Linked DNA regions of Mus musculus: all the other regions are linked to region 2. Evidence: chromatin contacts called from ENCODE Hi-C or POLR2A ChIA-PET data. All regions are on one chromosome and are shown on one strand. The core of a region is the stretch at or near the end of the contact, and the rest is flanking DNA. Distances in the headings are between cores, read along the strand shown. Region 1 holds the start of Mfn2 (mitofusin 2). Region 2 holds the start of Zfp933 (zinc finger protein 933). Region 3 holds the start of Zfp984 (zinc finger protein 984).

Region 1 (4,679 bases), core at 1,892-4,391, 56 kb before region 2:
TTATTTGCTTATCATGCTCTCTCTATCTTTCTCTCTCTCTCTCTCTCTCTCTCTCTCTCTCTCTCTCTCTCTCTCTCTCTCTCTCTCTCACACACACACACACACACACACACACACACACACACACACACACACACTTTTTTTTTTTTTTTTGGTTTTTCGAGACAGGGTTTCTCTGTGTAGCCCTGGCTGTCCTGGAACTCATTTTGTAGACCAGGCTGGCCTCGAACTCAGAAATCTGCCTGCCTCTGCCTCCCGAGTGCGTGCACCACCACCACCTGGCACACACACATTTTTTAATCTTATTTTTTTGGAGACAAGTTTTCTTTGTGTAACAGCCCTGTCTGTCTTGGAACTCACTCTGTAAACCAGGATGTGACCTTGAAATCAGAAGAGATCCACCTGCCTCTGCCTCCTGAGTGCTTGGATTAAAGGCATGAGCAACCATGCCTGGTTTGTCATCCTGCTTTCTTATACAACCTAGGGCCACCTGCCTGACCACAGTAGTGCCTACAGTCAACTGGGTCCTTCCACATCAATTCACCATTCAAGAAAACACTTCACAAGCTTGCCTACAGACCGATCTTATGGAGGTATTTTCTCTACAGATTTACCCTATTCAGATGAGTCTATCTTGTGTCAAGTAGACAAACAACCCCAAAACTGACCAGCACAGATATCAAACACATTCAGACCATAGAAGTAGGTGAAAGGAGTTAGTACTCCAGTTGGAAACAACCAGTCATTCAGGAATTGTGTACATTGAGGCTGGTGAGTCGGCTCATCCGGCAGTCACCTGAACAAACCTGATGCCCTGAGTTTGATTCCCAGAACTGCCATGTAAAGGGTAGAAAGAACTGACTCCACACATGTACCCCCTACATACATCATTCGCGAGTGTGCACGCACACACTAATAATAAAAATTAAAAACAATGTATGCCTTGTAGAGGATTCTTGAGTTTTGTTCATTTGTGGCAAAGTTTCCTGTGTAATCCAGGCTGGCCTCTCACCTGTGATCCTCCTGCCTCAACCCCTGAGTACTGGGATGACTGACATGAACCGTCATGTCCTGTCCAGGGTTGTTTCTAATAGTGACCATTTTCTGGTATGTGCAATTCATATACACAGTGGAAAAGTCGATCAAAACAGGAATAACTGACATAAGAAAAGCCCCCTGCAGTTGAACCCCAGTACTCGCTAGACCCATTTCTAGTGGCAGTCTGCAGTACTGGAGGAACCTTGCCATTGAGGGGTTAAAGGAAGAGCCTCACAGTTTGGAGTTCTGGTTTAGGCAAGCCCAAGTGGAATGTAAGATTAGAAGCCTGGGAATGGGCTCAGAAGTTCCCTCTTCTGTCCAGGTTGGGATGGGAGCCTAGGCCAAAGCTTTCAGGGAGGCTACAGCAGAGGCAGAATGGACAGGAGAGAGTTTGGGAAAGCTCCTCCAAGCCTCTGGCTTGAGTAAGATTCTGCCAAAGGGAAAGGAAACAGTCTTCAGTTTTGTACTCAAAGAATTCCCTGGGGAGGCTGGAGATGATGGAGGAGGAGATACTTAGCGCACACTATACCCCAAGGCAAGTGCTGGGTGTGTCTCTCCAGTTCAGAGTCAGATGTTCCAGACAAGAAGCTGCCCTATGGGCAGTGACTACAGGCCAGCTCCCATGACTCACCTCTCTGGAGACTCGTAACCGGCGTGCTGATTTACCTCTGAGGCTGTTTGTGGCATGACTGTACCCTGGCTATAGGGCAGTGCCAATCGGTAGAAAGCATAACATGGCAGCTAGGTGTGTCAGTGAGATGACTACAGTCCTAGCCCTTGGGAGGCAGAGTAAAAAGATCATCAATTCAAGGCTGGTTTGGGCTACATAGTGGGAAGCCTGCCCCCAAACAAACAAAAGCAAGGTCGCATGGGCCACAGACACAGTTAAAATATTCAGCTAGCCATATTATCTGCTTTTAAATACTTGGCTTGTTGTTTTTATTTAATGTGTATGGGATGCTGCCTGCATGTATGGAAGTGTATCAGAAGTGTGCCTGGTTCCCCCTGGAAGACAGAGAGGACACTGGATCCCCTGAATTGTAGTTACCGATGTGAGCTAACATGTAGGTGTTGGGTCCTCTGTAAAAGCCATCTCTCTAGGCCCCAACCATATTCATTTATCGTGTGTGGTTGATGTACACGTGCCCTGGCTCTTGTACGGAGGTTAGAGGACAACATTTTATGAGCAGGTTCTTTCCTTCCACCGTGTGGGTTCCTGGAGATGGAACTCAAGCTGTCAGGCTTGGTAGCAGCCATTTATACCTACTGAGCCTTTTTTGTGACCGCCACTATTAGCTCTACTTTTAGAAGTAAGAAGAAACGGGGTGGGGGGGGCGATTTAATTAAGATAATGTATTTCATTTAGCCCAGTTTATCCAAAGCTATAACAACACATCAATATAAAATTACTAATAAGGTAGTTTGCATTTCTTTTTATATTAAACATTGGGGCATTTCTCAGTTTGTAGCAGCTGCATTTCAGGGTCTCAGTAGCTACAAGTGGCTGGTGGGTGTTACTACAGAGCCCAGGCTTGGAGCCCTCCCAGCTTGGGGTCCAATGCAGTATCCCAGTTCTTGGAACAAAATGAGGGGCCAGTGAATGGCATGTGAGGTTGGATAATCATGTCCTGAATGTCCTGGGACTGAGTGAAAATTAAAAACTGCATGTTAGATAGCCAGTGCAATGACTGTCACCTAGTAGCTGCCTGATGCGTTGTGGCTGCTGTTTAGTTGCCTCAAAGGCAACTGAAGGACAATTACTTCACCCTAACGGTCTGTTTGTTCCCTTTGAAGACACTCGGATTATGAAATGCGAGTCTGGATTTCAAAACTGACAGGTGTTATACAGGGTCAAATTCTGGAGCAGCAACAACAAAAAAGGCGCAACAACAAAAAAGGCGCACGCAAACCTCTAATCGGTACCCTTGTCGTGTCCTGCCCGCTCCCCTCCCCGCCGTCCACCCTCTCCCCTCCCCCAACCCCCGTCCCGTTCTCCCACCCCTCCAACCCCTGCTTGACAGCTCGAGGCTCCGCCCTACCCCACCCTGACGGACGCTGATCCAAACTACAACTCCCATGACGCGCTGGGAGCCCCACCCTACAGCTTACGTCATCTGCACGAGACACGGGACGGTTACCAGGCACGCGGGGGCTCCTTTTGGAGCGCGGAGTTCCTAGACACTGTGGTATAGGAGTGGTAAGGTTGAGGTGACAGCGTTCAGAGGCCATCGGCTCGTCCGGGCTGCAGCGGGGCGAGTGACGAGCGCAGCCCCCTCCCCTCCCGCTTCTCTCGGTGTGGCGCCGGCTAGTGACGTGTTGGGTGTGATGGCCGCCGCGAGGCCGGGAAGGTGAAGGTGAGAGGGCGAGCGCGCCGGGGTGGTGGAACCGGCAGGCCCGGGCCGGGAGAGTCCTGAGCCACCCGGCTTAGGACGCTGGGCCTCTGGGGCCTCTGGGCCTCGGGCTCAGGCTCGGGTCACACGGGCGTTTCCCCTGCTGCGGCCTCGCCGTCAAGCCCTGCTCGGCTCTGAGGAGGGGGCGGGCCACCGGACTGAAGGCTGGGAGGTGGGCTCCTCCTCGCAGCTCCCCACACCCTGATGTCTCAGCCCTGTGATCTCCATTCAAGGTCCCTGACCCATTCCCGGTTTTCATCCAGTACTTTTCTTTTTTTGCCAGCATTTTTTTTTTTTCAGCACCCGGTTCACTGTACCCCACTTACGGTGGAAGTCTTTTTACTTATATGCCTTTTCATTGCACCGTTAAGACTCTGAGGGTTGGAGCTATTCTTAATCCGTCCCTGACCCTAGCACCTAACACATTGAAAGGCCACAGTGAATACTGAAAAAGATAGCTGTTTGGAAGGAGAAAGGCAACACTACTGGCCTCCATCTCTTGTAGTACTTTTCTATCCTGTTTTCTAGCTTTGCCAATCATCTCTCCCTTCGTCAGAAAAGGACTCTTGATTGTCCCCTTTTTGTCTTAGGTAGGAAAACACAAGTGAGCTTTGGAGTCACAGCTAGTGTAGTTTGGTGTCTAGCTTGGCTGCTTGGCTCTATACATCTTCCTAGTACTGTAGAGACCAAGTTTGCTCCATAGACTTGAGAATGGAAGGAGAGACTTTACAGTAGCAGGGATACTCTGGCCTTTGTCAGGTCTATTTTTCTTCCTCTCCTCTCCACTCCCCTTCCACTTCTAGTTGGCAGTTCCCCAGTCCTGAAGGCCAGGCCTTGGCCTGATTCAGCTCCCTTCTCTCTCTGGCTGTGTCTTAGCGAGGACCTCTTTGGTGCCTTGCATTAGCACATGGCTTAATATATTAGCACACGGCTAATGTGTTTGTCTCATTGTCATTGTTATTGTCTCCTCCCCCTCCACACACACACTTCCTCACCTGCTTCCTCAACACCGCAATGAGTAAGCTTCCCTCAGGGATGAGTTAGTTTGGCTTTAACACCTGATTAAACATATTTTGCATTTTCTTTCCTGGTGGCCCAGTGACCTCTGCCTTTTTCCTTTCCAGAAGCTTGGACAGGTGGAGTCAACACCATCAGGGGCCAACCTGGACCTGAATCAGCACAGAGGAGACCTCGAGTCCTTTTCATCTTTCTGACTCCAGCCATGTCCACGATGCCCAACCTGTGAAGGTC
Region 2 (4,165 bases), core at 309-2,808:
AGTGAGCTCTGTCAAGTGAGTTCTGTCAAATGTGGTCCTGTTTATCACTGGCCCATCATATTCTCTCTCTCTCTCTCTCTCTCTCTCTTCCTCTCCCTCTCCCTCTCTCTCTCTCTCCAGGGTTTCTTTCCCTTTGTATCCCTAGAATTTGTTCCAGGTTGTTCTAGAATTAGTTCTGGGGACCAGACTGGCCTCAACCTGAGTGAGTGATCTGCTACCACTGTTTCATAGTGCTGGAGTTAAAGGCATGTACCATCATATGCTGCTAAACTAGCCTATCACTTCCAACCCAGTCTCTCCTGCAAGGAGGACTGACCAGTCAGAACTCTCCGATTCTAATTTCTGCCCCGAGGAATGGCAGCCTTTTTCCTTCTCCAAGCTTGTGATTCCTGGGACAATTGCAGTTTCAGCCATCCTAGGAAGCCATCCTCAGCCCTCAGGTGCTGGCCACAGGGAAATCCCTGGTCACCCACAGCCCTTCTTCCTCTCTATGGACAGAACTCTGAGTCCTAAAAAGGTAAGAAGATGCATCCTCCATGTGTTCACAGAGAGGCAAAGGCAAAAAGCCTGGGGAATGTTCAACAAGGATGAACTCAGTGGCTTATCTTTTATGGGACGATCTTGAGTTTAGAACAGGCTAGAGCACAGGAAGGAAGAGCTGAGGAGGGTCTCCACATCTCCCCCATTGCAGACATTTCCTAGTTATAATGTCCAGCGTACAACCTTCCATGCGACTACCATGATTTCACAGGAAGCCAGTAAAGTCATTCACACTTTGGCCAAGCCTTGACTCTTCCACAGGCTGGCACTACAAGGTTCCTTTCTGCAGTCCTGGCTGTTCTAGAATTCTCTCTATAGATCAAGTTGGCCTCAAGGTCAAGCGATCCCTCTACCTATGCTAAACCATGTCTGCCTTCATTTCTCGTTCTTGATGCTGGACAGAGACCCCATCACTCCTCCATCATGTATTGTCGCTGAGGCCATTTCAGGTTTAACTAGAATTTGATTTCCTTGATCAAGAATTCTAGGAAAATTACTCAACTCCACTTCTAGGAACCCAAGGTCAGGATATCCTTGCTAACTTATCTCAACCTGTTTGTGCTGGAACCCCCTCTGGCTAACTGCTTATCTTAGCTTCTACTAGAGACTGCTTGTTTCTGTGAGGATTCTACTTTGGTTGCCAGATGTAAAAATCTGGAGCTAGGGCACTCAGTGCCCTCGGCAGCTCAGCTCACTCTCCAGTGTACGTATTGAAGAGAGACTGTGGGGTAGAGTTATCGTCCTATGAACCTCTGTACGCTAATCCTGATTTTTGCTGGAAATAGACCAACTCAACAATTTTGAACCAAATTTAAAGCAGGCATTTATTAAATATTAAATACTGACCAAGAGACAGACCTGGGTCAGTAAAATTCCCCCGGAATTTGCCAGCGCGAACGGCCTCAGTCACGTGTTACAGCGGTTTCTTTTTAGATATTCAACTAGACCACCGTACTTTCCCATGAGCCTTTGTTATTTCCAAAGAACTACAATTCCCAGCATTCCAGGAACTTACGTAGTTCCGGGGCAGAGGAGGCTTCCAGGTTAATTTTGAGAATTACAGATGCAAGCTCTCCACCTTGATTTCAGGAGGAAGAAGGGGAAGTTAGTAGTGGGTGGTCTGAGGGACGCTCAGGCAAGGTCCTAAGTCTCGACATGGTGAGTACAGGGTCACTGCCCATATCGGGGAGGAGCAGGCGGATGAACCTGGGGAGCTGGTGTGGTGGGTTCTCCTCGGGACTGGGTGGTAAGCGGAGGCCAGATGTGGCCACCTGTGGGGTCTGTTTTAGTTCTAGTCATTCCCTGGACCCGGTAGTGGGCTCTGAATAACGTCACTATCCGGACTGCTTCTGCGCCAAGCATTTGGAGTAAGGACTTGTGTGCAGGATCATCCTTGGCAAGATGCCAAACTCGAAGAGACCTGGTTTCTCACAGTATCTTCTACAACTTTTTTCCTTTAGCATTTAACGTTTAGTTGTAAGGTCCATTTGGAGTTCATTTTGTGGCGGTTGTAAAAGGTGTCTCACGTGTTGGGTAACACTACAATGTTAATCTGTGATGTAGAAGAATAGGATTTATGATGTAAAGGAATTGCAGTGCTTAGGAGAGGGTAAGTCACACCACATAGAATTTAGATAAGTGAGGATGCCATCTAAAACACCCTACAGATGGGTACTATGCTAACCATGTCTGTTAGATAGGATGCTAGGATACACATTTTTGTTCACTAGGATTGTCCAGAAATATGGCTGAAGAGCAGAACAAAGGAGACAAACCAGATTTACAACCAGCTGCTAGGCCATTCCCATTGATAAGTTATTTGTTCTCTGCTGCTCAAATGAGCCAGTTCAAGCCAGCTTGGATTATATTAAATGTCAGTTTATTGGGAAGCCGCTCTTGTTCACTGGCCCCAAGGACCGAGGTCAAGGAAGTTACCATGGTGAGAGAGGGAGGCAGAGAAAGAGAAAGCAGGCAGGGGACAGAGAGAATAGGAGAAAAAGAGAAAGTGAGAAGAGAGCAAGAGAGAGAGAGAGAGAGAGAGAGAGAGAGAGAGAGAGAGAGAGAGAGAGAGAGAGAGAGAGAGATTGCAACATGAGCAAGACTACACTGTTGTCAATTTCTTGCAAAGGAACAACTCTGTAGTGTTGAGGGCTGTTTTTTTTTTTTTTTTTCAAGTAAGGCTTTCCATGTGATGGGGGGGGGTGGGGAGAGAGAGAGAGAGAGAGAGAGAGAGAGAGAGAGAGAGAGAAAGATTTTGAATTAGTCAGTGTGGAGAGGAGTTTTGAGTCAGAACAGCTGAGTTGACCAGCCAGCAAGAGTTCAGGAAAATCTAGGAAAGGCGAGCTTATTCAGCAGTAAATCTCTGAAGCTGGGATTGTCCAGAGACTAGAAACCTTCAGGACTAGGCTAGGTAAATAGGCTGAGTCAGTAAGCCTCAGAGAAGACAGTTACCTCAGGTGAATAAAATCATTTATACAGAGCTCCTTCTCTAAAGCAAGGATATATGCTTGGGAAAGCTGGTAATGGTCTGCAGCCAGGACCTGTGGGGAGAGGTTGTGTCAGATCCTGAGAACCCAACTCTTGCCACCACGTGGGGCTGTGGTTGTTAGTCCCAAGTCCACTGTTGGCTTGTTCAGTAATGTTCCTGATGTATCCTGTGTTCCCTATGACCAGCATGAATTTGATAGACTCCTCCTGAGTTTGTCCCATTGTATGATAGTTTCTGCTGACTTCATAGAAGTCTCCCATTTCTTTCCGTGTTTCCCCTGTAAGTAGTATACAAGATGCTATTCTTCTTAAGAAGCTTACTCCAGGAGATACAGCTTGTGCAAGACCTTTATTGTAGGATATCTGATCATACCGTGAAACCTGAGTGTAACAAGATTAAGTAAACCATGGGTCAAGAAGTGCCAGAAGCAACCAGCTGACAGGAAGGGAACCTAGGATTATTAAGTAAAAGTCACAGAGAGTAAGAGGGAATTGGGAGCAAAGACAGAGAGATGCACAGGAAGCAGCATTTAGGTACATTCAGTTTGGAGGATGTCATTTGAGAAGGTGTGGCAGAAAGAGATTCCTTCTGGGATTTCACATGAAGAGAAAGGTGATCAGGTGCTTTCTCTGCCTCTCTGAGCTACCAGGCTTCCACCCAGCATCTGGCTTCTGAGTCTTCCTTGGTAAAATTGAATGATTTAGAATTTGTTAAATACACCAGACCTCTCCACTGCAGCGTTTTATCTTTTCTGCCTACACTTTTCCTACCTCATCTGCTGGGACTTTCCACTTAGGACCTTGTAACTAAAGGACTGCTGTATTAGCATGCTGGTGTATTTAGTTCTGTGAAAATCTTTGCTATGTATCTCCCATCTGCCTGTGTTTACACTTGCAGTCTGCAGTCCATGTTTAAATAGTTGATGGCATAACCTGGGATCTGAATCTAAAAGACTTAAGGGATATACCATATGTGGAATGTAAAATCCCTTCTAGGCTGACTCCTCTTTGAGGACTCCCAGAGCCGAATGTGTGGTGTTCATAAAGAGACTTTTCTTAATTAATGTTTATTGTTGTGTGGAGTGATTTCTCCTTGGGAAGGTATATTCATTCGAGGACACCTGCTTCTTCAGCCTTT
Region 3 (4,372 bases), core at 417-2,916, 39 kb after region 2:
CTCTGAGGAAAAGGCTTTTATTTCTTTCCTTAACTCAGATGCATTATTAATCACCAGTATGTTTAATCTACTCACATATGAAGAATCAATTAACTTGTGACTTTTTTTTTTGCATAAGTACAATATGGGGAAAACTAAAACTCAACACAATGGGAAACAAGTAGCCCTGCCATCTGAAAGGTGTCCATAGGCATAGAACCCTATTTAAAGACAGAACCCCAGGTCTGGGCTTGTGCTTCTGAGCTCTCACCGCCATGCTGAGCTAGAATCCATTTTAACCTCTCATAATCATCACAACAGGTTTTGAACCTCAGAGGTCAATGAGAATCCTGGAACTCATTACAATCATGAAAAGAGTTGACTTCCTAGCAAGAGTCTAATGAGACTTGGGTAAATCTCGAGTCTCCTTTCCCCAGCTTATACTGATATGCATGGGTGTCATAGAGTGTTACAGGGAACAATCAGGAAACCATTTATCAACAAACAGTGCAGTATGTATTGTAATTTTGTTCAAGTTTTCTTTCTTTCATCCTTTCTTTCTTTCTTTTCTTTCTTTCTTTCTTTCTTTCTTTCTTTCTTTCTTTCTTTCTTTCTTTCTTTCCTTCTTACTTCCTTACTTCCTTTCCTTACTTTTTTTTTTTTGACAAAGATCAAGACAGTTTTCCAAAGGAGTTTCTCTTTATTGTCTCACCCTTCAAGAAGTAAATAATATTGTGCCTTGACCTAACATCATTTTAATTCATCATTTTCTTTGATTGAGGCATCCACCTCCTCTACCTTTTCTTTAAGTCTGATAATCTGTCTCCCACAGGTTCTCTATGTATTATTTTTATTTGCCTTACTGCATTTTCTTTTCAGGATTTTTTTTTGGCATTTCTAAGCACTTATTGAAGTCAATTTTAATATTTTATATTGTCATTTCCTTCAGGAATCTGGTATTATTTTCTTGCCCATGATTTATTTCGTTTCTCTCTGAGTGAGTGGATTTACATGGTTTACAAACTTTAATGTCCTTGATCATGATTGTGGGTTTTCTATTCTTTGTCTTCGATATCAAATAAATTGTGCTCCTTATAGGATACCTATATGGTTTGCGGTTTGAGCCAAGGACATTTTATCTAAGTTATTGTTTGTTTTGGGTATCTGTTCTGAGCATCAGAATTCAAAGGGACTGCTTAATTGTGTGCATTTATAGCCCAGAGGAAAAGACTCACAATATGAGAAGTTAATATGCGTTGTATCTGAAGGGTTCAGAACCCAGGTGCAGTGTCCTACTACATCCAGTTCTGGTCTAGTCTGGCAGCAACCTTTTGAGGAAGCTGTGTAGAGTAGGTCCTGGGAAGTTTTGTGGAAGGCAGCCTGCAACAGAGTTGGAGGAGTGGTTCCTGCTGGGGAGGGTGGGCCTCCAGCCTGATTAGATGAGTTTAAGAAAAAGACAAATTAAAAGCAAAGGAACGAGCAAGCAAGCAAGCAAGCAAAAATTCAAAACACCAAACATTGCTGTGAAGAATTGGGAAGCTAATTAATTAAAAGGTCCCGAAGTAGGTAGGCTTAGAAGAATTGCAGGAAGCTGCTGAATATTGGGCGGGTCCAGAAGGCGGGGCTAGGCAGCATGAAGGGAAGTTCCGCGGTTTCATCTTTCTTCTTGCATCTCAGCTGCCTCGTGATCAGGAAGTTATGGAGGGAGACTAGCGCCTAGTATTTGCGGAACCTGAAAACTTTCTTAAGCAGCAGTTGTTGTGCTGGCCTCCTAGGACATTGAGCAGCTGGTCCTGTCACCTTCCAGGTCAGAGGAGCTGTTGGACTGGGGAACAGGCAGGAACTGGGCAGGCGTGTGGAGCAGGGGTGCATTTTCTGCCGCCATTCTCACAATTCAGTGTTTGCGGAACCTGAAAACTCCCTTAAGCTGCAGTTGCCCCTCCTAGGACATTGAGCAGCTGGTCCTGTCACCTTCCAAGTCAGAGGAGCTGTTGGACTGGGGAACGGGCAGGAGCTGGGCAGGGGCGTGGAGCAGGGGTGCATTTTCTGCCGCCCCTCTCACAATTCAGTGTTTGCGGAACCTGAAAACTTCTTTAAGCTGCAATTGCTGTGCTGGCCTCCTAGGACATTGAGCAGCTGGTCCTGTCACCTTCCAAGTCAGAGGAGCTGTTGGACTGGGAAATGGGCAGGAGCAAGGCAGGCATGTGGAGCAGGGGTGCATTTTCTGCCGCCACTCTCCCAATTCTGTTGTGGTATCTTACCATTATCAGGAAGTTTGAGATCCTGTGAATTGGGTTCATGGTGATGTTTTAATTAATTTTATGGGTGCCAGATTTTTTTTTTTTTAAATAACCCCGTAGATCCTTGGCCGTCTCTGGAGTTTGTGTATTGGGATGGTTGTCTTTGCAAAAGCCATAATAAAGCTCCTCAAATTCAAATTCATTCATGCTTTCTTAACTCCCTTGTTCCTCCATTTGCCATTTCGTTTCCCTTTCTCCAGGGAACTGGATAGGCATCCCTAGAGAGCTTTGTAGGTATTTGTCATATGGGGATCAGTGCAGATTTGATTGAATTCGAAAATATTCGTTATAAAGTACTGTTGAAAGACCCAAAAGGTGAGGACTCTCCCACGTTCTGACTCAGGAGAGGCAACACCCCAAATTACTGGAGAAACGGTTTTGATGCAAATTGCAAGAGGACTTTTATTTCAAGAGAGCTCTCAGGCCCACAGTCATAAACCATGCAATGCTAGAGGACTGTGGTATGCAGAGTAGCTGGGTAAGGGGGTATTTAAAGGAAGGAACCACAAGTCAAGGGGGTGGGGAGGGCGTTGTTGGAAAATACCAAAAATACCAGTTGAAAGTGGAAAGTCAAGACAGCTGTGTATGAGTCTCAATAACATTAGCACATTTGCATAGTGAGTTCCTGGAGTTGTCGGGGTGGGTCAAGGTGACTTTCTTTGAAAGCACAGCTTATAAGTGGGTGGATGGAGGAATGTTGCTATCTGCTTTATGATTAGCATACCTTGGGGGCATTGAGTCACAAGGATCTTATTTTTAAGCCTGACCCTAAAGGCTTACTTTTTGTTTTTATGTTTCAATTTTTAACTGTCTCCTGGCTGTAAATATTAATATTAACCTAGCAAAGTTATAGTCCCCGTTAGTTTAACACTGAGGTATATGTAGTCTTTGATGTAAATACAGCATTGAGAAATGAGTCTTCATAGGCTTAGTTATTAATATTACACCTTAGGTTTGAATAAAACATGAAGACAGGATTGCAGTAAGGTACAGCTGAGAAGAAGATATATAGTGGGTCTGTGCACCCTGAGTGTTGCCAGAGAAAAACTAATTGTACCACGTGGGCAAGTTTTATAAAATAATACATCCTGACCAAGAGATGGATTTGGTCACATGCTACAGGCAGTTTTATAGGCCACTGTAGTTTCCTATGAGGCTTTTATTATTTTTCTAAGACATGCAACCTGCAGCAATGCACGAAGATATCTGGATATCTGGGTCTTATGCTGGTGGTTGGGTTAGTTTTTGGCATTTCAGTCTGAGGGAGAAAGCATTTAGAGATATCTGGTTGGTTCCAAAATGTACCAAGCCATCAGGTGTGTGTGTGTGTGTGGGGGGGGGATTAAGGGTGAGATGGAGGATGGAGGGGCAGGCCAAGAGATAACCAGGAGCCAAGGAAACACCTACCCAACTATGACTTCATTGATAACAGGCACCCCAGCTAGCCATTCCTCCTGAATTTCTTTGAATCCTTTCAAGGTTCTGCCCAGCATGCTGTGAGAGAATGATTTCAGGCAAAGATATTTGATTTTATTTTATTATTATTTTTTAAAGACTTTATTTCTTATTATAGTAAGTACACTGTAGCTATCTTCAGACACACCAGAAGAGGGAGTCAGATCTTGTTACGGATGGTTGTGAGCCACCATGTGGTTGCTGGGATTTGAACCCTGGACCTTCGGAAGAACAGTCGGGTGCTCTTACCCACTGAGCCATCTCACCAGCCCCCAAAGATATTTTAATAAGTGGAAAACTTACTATGGATTAAGACAAAATTAGACAGCACCTTTGGAATGATTATGGTTGCTCACTTACATAAGAAAAATGACTCCTTGCTTCATGAAAAGCCAATGCACATTCATGGTCTGTTGAGTTTTTCATAATATCTTCTCTTTCCCTCATGTTTATATTTTTATCAGGTATTGACATTTCTCATTTGTGTTCCATGAAAAGTTCCAGATTCATTCTGAATAATATTTTCCCATTTTCAGGTATTCATATGCTCAGCAAAATGTGCATAACTGTAAATCAACACTAAGAGCCCTGGAAGGGTAAAGGTCAAGGAGACTCTCACAAAGGATCCAGGTATGTTA

What was found. A loop is a pair of places that touch in the nucleus more often than their neighbours do. ChIA-PET counts read pairs that join two places held with the same protein, here RNA polymerase II (POLR2A).
Region 1: a map of heart shows a loop between it and region 2 (4-fold over the local background). The contact joins the promoter of Mfn2 here to the promoter of Zfp933 in region 2. A Hi-C loop is called at or near these places in 1 of 37 maps with a recorded cell type or tissue (heart). POLR2A ChIA-PET finds 5 or more read pairs at or near these places in 1 of 5 experiments (Patski).
Region 3: a loop to region 2 is called in a map of heart, with 2.4 times the contacts of the local background. The contact joins the promoter of Zfp984 here to the promoter of Zfp933 in region 2. A Hi-C loop is called at or near these places in 4 of 37 maps with a recorded cell type or tissue (heart, left cerebral cortex and v-Abl transformed pro-B cells). POLR2A ChIA-PET finds 5 or more read pairs at or near these places in 1 of 5 experiments (embryonic stem cell).

The regions. Positions count from the first base shown.
Region 1 is chr4:147,903,371-147,908,049 of GRCm38, reverse strand. Mfn2 (mitofusin 2) reads left to right here and starts at 3,141. Exons shown (of 19, transcript NM_133201.3): 1 at 3,141-3,392; 2 at 4,553-4,679.
Region 2 is chr4:147,845,811-147,849,975 of GRCm38, reverse strand. It overlaps Zfp933 (zinc finger protein 933), which reads left to right and starts at 1,558. Exons shown (of 4, transcript NM_198619.3): 1 at 1,558-1,698. The coding sequence starts at 1,696.
Region 3 is chr4:147,807,082-147,811,453 of GRCm38, reverse strand. Zfp984 (zinc finger protein 984) reads left to right here and starts at 1,666. Exons shown (of 6, transcript NM_001127189.3): 1 at 1,666-1,786; 2 at 4,271-4,364.